2 separate regions of the Homo sapiens genome follow, and region 1 is linked to region 2. A link is a contact called in ENCODE Hi-C or POLR2A ChIA-PET data. All regions are on one chromosome and are shown on one strand. The core of a region is the stretch at or near the end of the contact, and the rest is flanking DNA. Distances in the headings are between cores, read along the strand shown. Region 1 overlaps LOC105374040 (a long non-coding RNA gene). Region 2 has its middle 84 kb from the start of PLCXD2-AS1.

Evidence for each region. A loop is a pair of places that touch in the nucleus more often than their neighbours do. ChIA-PET counts read pairs that join two places held with the same protein, here RNA polymerase II (POLR2A). Pooled maps may share reads with other maps.
Region 1: a loop to region 2 is called in a map of mammary epithelial cell, with 5 times the contacts of the local background. The contact joins two enhancer-like sites. A Hi-C loop is called at or near these places in 10 of 168 maps with a recorded cell type or tissue (CD4-positive, alpha-beta T cell, CD8-positive, alpha-beta T cell, MCF 10A and 6 more), 1 of 37 single-sample maps with no recorded cell type and 7 of 50 pooled maps. POLR2A ChIA-PET finds 5 or more read pairs at or near these places in 6 of 52 experiments (AG04449, AG04450, BJ and 3 more).

The regions. Positions count from the first base shown.
Region 1 is chr3:111,801,547-111,804,576 of GRCh38, reverse strand. It overlaps LOC105374040 (a long non-coding RNA gene), which reads left to right. Exons shown (of 4, transcript XR_924333.4): 4 at 129-3,030. It also overlaps a transcript of PHLDB2 not described here. Among named protein-coding and RNA genes, the nearest start is that of PHLDB2, 56 kb to the left of the region's middle. Within about 2 kb of position 1,361, at least 22 of the 41 ENCODE cell types and tissues checked have a DNase peak (open chromatin) inside an H3K27ac peak, as active enhancers do; they include PC-3, PC-9 and mammary epithelial cell, where a contact is called at or near this core.
Region 2 is chr3:111,759,829-111,762,873 of GRCh38, reverse strand. It overlaps a transcript of PHLDB2 not described here. Among named protein-coding and RNA genes, the nearest start is that of PLCXD2-AS1, 84 kb to the right of the region's middle. Within about 2 kb of position 1,358, at least 7 of the 41 ENCODE cell types and tissues checked have a DNase peak (open chromatin) inside an H3K27ac peak, as active enhancers do; they include PC-3, PC-9 and mammary epithelial cell, where a contact is called at or near this core.

The sequences.
Region 1 (3,030 bases), core at 112-2,611, 42 kb before region 2:
TATTACTGTACTTATGCTGCAGATAGTATATCTTATACTCTGCGTAGAAAACAATACATCAGTAGGTTGGGGCCTAGCATCATCATTTACTTTTTTGCATCTGAGGCTTCTTTCTTTATTTCTAACAGGTTGACCTGAACATCATTGGCTAAACATAGGAAATCAAGAAATTGTTAAAACTTCGCCAAAGTTTTCTACCTCTAATAGTTAAGAGATGATGAAGGGAAGACTCTGTTCTTCAGAAGAATTCAATAATGTCTTCTTTCACAGGCTTTAAAAGATTATCTCTTCAAAGATTCTTCTAACTTTTTGTTTGTTTATAGACCATGTGTTCTCAATAGGAACAATATTGTCCACCAAAGGGTGAAAATTGGTTCTTGGGGGGTTTAACATTTTCTTACTATTTTAATGTATAAAGCACAGATATACCTATATACAGTTCACAAACAACATAATGGTGTCTCTGTGGCATTAAATCTCATGGAGGAGAGGACGATCAGAAAAAATGTCTAAAAAGGCTTCTTTAGGGATGTGATACTGAACAAAAGTTTAGAAACTGAATTAGAGGACAGGAAAGGCACATAAAGAGTTTAAAGGGACTAATCAAACAGGACGTTTTCAACTGATTACATGAATTTGGTCTGAGACTGATTCCTCAGAATGCCCCCCACTCTCAAGATACCATTTCACCTGAAGTCATTAGCTTTGGAATAGAAAGGAACAAATCTACGCTTTGTTAAGAAATATTTGTAAATTGGAAATTTTCATTCTTTATCTCACTTTGTTTTAAAGCAACATCAGAGAAAAAAATTGTTATATCCATTTTTTATAGCTGAGGGAAGTAACGCTCAATGAGGTTAACACTTTCAAATTCTACAAAGAATACACAGTTTCTGAGTGTAATTAGTGAATGTAAGAACCTGAGTTTGTTTGATTTCAAAGCCCATGATTTCCTCCCACTCATGTGCTAGCCAGGGATTGCTGGTGGGTGAGATGGTGTTCCATTCTACTATCCTGAGTTCACTGAAAATTGACTCAAATGCCTGAGTCAGGAATTGATGTGTTCTCACAGCTCGAATTCTGGGAAGACTAGTGGTGGGGGTGGGGCTGTCACTAAGATGTCCAGGAGTTCTGCACGGGGTGGTGGGGGCACATTCTCCCGGGAAGTTTCAACTGGACTGGAGTTTACAGGAATCCAAGAGCTTTGGCTAGAACAGAACCAATCTCAGGATTGCAGAGAACCCTGTTAGTAGCAACCTTACATTCCATTCCATATTTGTCAGTGAGGGAGAGGCACTCTGATCCCCATCAGAAATTTGAAGAACCACATAAGTTTTGGCTAGCTGCCTGTTCCCTCTGCTTCACAGCTTAACGATGAAACTTTTGTTTGCTGTGTTCTTCCATCCTCTGCTCCCAAGTAGCAGATGCCAACCAAGGAATGACTGCTGATTTCAAAATTAGAGAGATGGCCATATAGACTATGAACATATAGATCATTTCTGCTTTTTCTTTTGTTTCTAGAGATTAGTATAAAACTTTTTGTACAACATCCCCTATACTCATTAAATCTGTGACATCCTTGTTGCTACCTGATATCATATATCTGCTTTATTTTATATTTCTGCTTTTCCTTTTCCAGTGACAGGTTGCCATTTTAAAGATGATTAATTATCTATCATTTGGGAGCAGGACCATAACCTTTAACTTTTCCTGACAGGACAAAAAACATGTGTTCACACCACCCACCCTTATTGATTCTCATGGTAAGGAAGAAGAGAGGATCATAAACTAGAAGTGAAAAAATGGAAGTTTTAGTGCTTTTTCTTTAAAAGAGAGAGAATGCATGATGCTTGCCTCACTCTGCTGTAACGAATGTAAGTTAAAACTAAAATACAGTTTAGAAAACTTTCACATATTACTCACAAGAACAAGCTATGAGTGTTGTTATTTTACTATTTGCTAAATGTATAGTACTAATGTCTCTTCTAAGGGACAAATATCAAGCATTTCACAAGAGGTTACACGTCATCTTGCTCTATGCTAGCATGGAAATAAATGAGAGTTGGGAAAACAGGAAATAAATATTCTAAGTTATCAGGGAATGCTGCCAAGGCATCATAGGAGTGTCATTAGTTATTTTGGTTTCTCAACCAAGACCTGAGATACAAGGCTAGTGGGTGGTGTCTAGGACAACACAGAGAAAATGAGGAAGCTCTTGGAAAGTGCTCTCCCCTTGCTCTGTCTCCCCTTTATTCTTCACTCTGTAGGCCAGATCCTCTGGAGGCAGAATGCAGCCACCACTGTGTTTACACTTTGGTACAAGAGAGGTTTCTTGTATGTAAGCACAGTGCTCCATGGAGCCATAGAGATAGCTGGTGGCACTCTGCAGTTTTCTGTGCAGTAGCTTGATAGACTGGAGAAAGCCTGAACTAGGAGCCAAAGTTTTGATGTTAGATGCATAATCATCACAAGTAACACAAATCAATTTTTAGCAAGTTACTTAAATCTTTCTATCCTGGTTAATTTATTGTTTTACATTCTAAAAATTGAGATAGAATTCATATACTATAATATCCACCCTTTATAAAGTCTAGAATTTGATGATATTTGTGATTACATTCACAAAGTTGTGCAACCATCACTGCTATCTTATTCCAGAACATTGTCATCATTCCAAAACAAAACAAAACAAAACAAAACACCCATATCCATGAGCAGTCACTCCTTACTCTTCCCTCCTCCCAGTCCCCAGCAACCACTAATGTATGTTCTGTCTCTATAGACTTGACTATTCCACACATTTCATATAAATGTAATTATATGTTATGTGATCTCTTGTGTCTGTCTCCTTTCACTTAGCATAATATTTTCAAGGTTCATTCATGGTGTTACATGTATCAAAATTTTATTTCTTTTTATGGGCAATAATACTCAATTGTAGCTTATTGTTTAGTCACTCATTCATCTGGTCATCCATCCTTCACCTACTCTTCACTGAATACTTATTATGAACCAGCCTTGTCCTAGGCT
Region 2 (3,045 bases), core at 109-2,608:
GCTTTGAGTCTGCAATGTTTATGAATCTGCTGAGAGTGCTGGGAAATGAGGCTTCTTTTTTGCACATGAAGTCATATTTTAACCCAAACCAAAAGAAAAAAAAGAGAAAGATTATTTGAGAGTCTGTGGGGATCAGAGCTGGGTATTGTGTTACAGAAATTTTCCATTTCAGACACAAACTACGTACAGCAGTATGTGAGCCAAAAAAGGCCAAGAGAGACTCCAGGAGGGCTTGAAGAAATAATACCTCCTCCTTTAATCCTGACGAGTGTGGCCAGGTTCTTGGGAGGGCTGGGTGGAAGGTCTGGATCAGATCACACTTAGAGGCCTGTGATTAGAATGATGATAATTGTGGCATCACAAGGCATAACTTCAGAGCGCTCCCTAGGATGCCCTTGGGCAAGGTACTTAACCCTTCTGTGCCTTAGTTTCCAATATCTGAAAATGGGATAAACACCTCAAAATTTATTGACAGTGTCAAAACATTACACATATTGGCTATATAATAATAATATGGTAATGCTAGTTATATAATTAAATAATACATATAGTTAGCATTTATTGAGGCCTTACTATACATGAGCTATTGTGTTAAAGCTTCCTAAACATTATCTTCTTTAAACTTCACAACAGTCCTCTGAGATCAATTGTGTTATCCTTCCAGTACTGCAGTTTAGAAAAGTAAGTGACTGACTTAAGTTTATCACCTTAGGTAGTAGACTTGGATCTCAAATCTAAGTCTAGTCTGGCACCAAAACCCATGCAATGAACTAATAGCTAAGACGCTGGTCTGGTTCTCAGCTGAATGTGGCGGATGGGATTGGGGGGGCATCCCTTTTTGGATAAAATGTGTTCCTCTGACCCCTCATCCTCTCTTTTAGCAGTGCCCCTTTTAGGTGAACATACAAGCACCTATTTTAAGGAAATGTCAGGCTGGGGGTAATTACTCTGTAATTCTTCTTATGTATACACATTAAATAAATTTGTATGCTTTTTCTGCTATTAAAAAAAAATGTTGGGCTGGTTTTCCAGGTAAATAAACCAGTCATGGCCTCTGTGGCTCAATTCTGAAACCGGTATTGCCTAAAGCAGTGGGTCTTATGGTGTGGTATCCCCGACCAGCATCACCTGGGAACTTGTTAGAGCTAAAAATTCTCTTGCCCCACCCACATGTACTGAATCAGAAATTCTGGGTGTGTAGATCAGCAATCCTGTTTTAACAAGCCCTTGAAGTGATCTGAATGCAGCTGAAGTTTGAGAACGACTGGCCTCTGGGGTAGATAAAGCAGAGAGTTAAATCAGGAATAGAGATCTAACTATGATTCTTAACAGCTGCTAGTGACTCATTCTCCCTAGTCATTCTCTTCTGAGTTTCTGCCTTTTTAGGATGAAGGATTTGTTCACGTCCCATCTTGTGTGATAAATTTCATCAACAGTGTCAGTTCCTTTCTGAATCAATGCCGTGTATAAGGAGACTTTGAGCTTTATACACTCCCATGTGTACCCATACCCACTTCTGCTTTTGGAACCACTTGCTCATTTCCCATTGTGGATGATTAGCTTCAAATTATCTTCATGACAGAAGCAAAAAAATTGAATAACACTGTAGTTCTAGGTGGAATAGGAGGATCACAAAGCTGGGATTAGTATTCAAATGTGTTTAGTTTTTTTTTTCTTTTTTTTTTTTTTTGAGATGGAGTCTCACTCTGTCGCTAGGCTGGGGTGCAGTGGTGCCACCTTAGCTCACTGCAACCTCCACCTCCGGGGTTCAGGTGATTCTCCTTCCTCAGCCTCCCTAGTAGCTGGGACTACAAGCACGCACCACCACGCGCAGATAATTTTTGTATTTTTAGTAGAGACGGGGTTTCACCATGTTGGCCAGGATGGTCTCAATCACCTGACCTCGTGATCCACCCGCCTCGGCCTCCCATAGTGCTGGGATTACAGGCGTGAGCCACCACACCTGGCCGACTTAGTTCTAAAGGTTCCAAGCAGTGCTATGAATGAACTAAGTAGCATCCTGGCCCCTCTCCCAAACTTCTCACCTACAATTTATCACAAAAGATAAAACAACTAAAACTGAAAATGGAGAAAATTATTGCTTCAGTTTTTTAATCTAAGCTCTGATTCAAATTTTGCTTCTCAGCCTCACCAGTCCCACGTGGCTCTCAGGAAAAAAAAAACAAACAAAAAACTGTATACACATCGCAGAAGCAAGAAAACAGAACACGTTTTCTGCCTTCTAGTTCACTCCCCAGAAGCCAGAGTAAGATGAGTCCCGCAGTCCAACACAAACCTTTTAATAACCATGTAAACATAAATTTCAATAAAAAGAACTCCAACTTTGCTAGTTTGTTACAAAAGCCTAGTTTTTTATCTGAAATGCTGCTTTTCCTAATTGAAAAATAGTAGAAAATTTTATTTGACTTTGACAGAAAATGGAAGCTATGGTTATTGATGAGACCTGTATTTAGTATCTTTGGAGTAGGACAATTTTTTTTATCTCAACAAAGATGCATTGAAACTAAGTTTTGGTTTGAGGGATCTTTGGATTCCATCTTACAGTCCACGTAAGGTAAAATAGGAATTTTAAAAATGTAAACATGGTTTCTGCTGATGGACAATGTTTGTGAATTTCAAAAGAGTTTTGCTCAGCACTTTATATTGCTCTCTGGTCTTAACTTTAATTCATTGTGGACATACTGAAAGAATATCAGTCAGGAATATGGGTTAGCAACATGCACATGAAGGCAAGAAGTATTATGTGCATTAAACTCTGACCTAGTGGAAGTGAAGATTGCCTAGCAATGTCTCCCCTGAAATGCTTTTGCATAAGTATTGTGGCTACAGCCTGAATCCAATACAGAGGCATGAAGACACAGAAACTTCACATGGCTTTCTCTGTTTGACAGATACATTTAGATCTCTGCCCTTAAAGCCTCTTGTCCTACAAACTGCATATTGTTGCTATTATGAACCAACAATATTCCCAACGAACTCTTGATTGTCACCCAATTATAGCCTATTGATTAAGAATAAAAAATT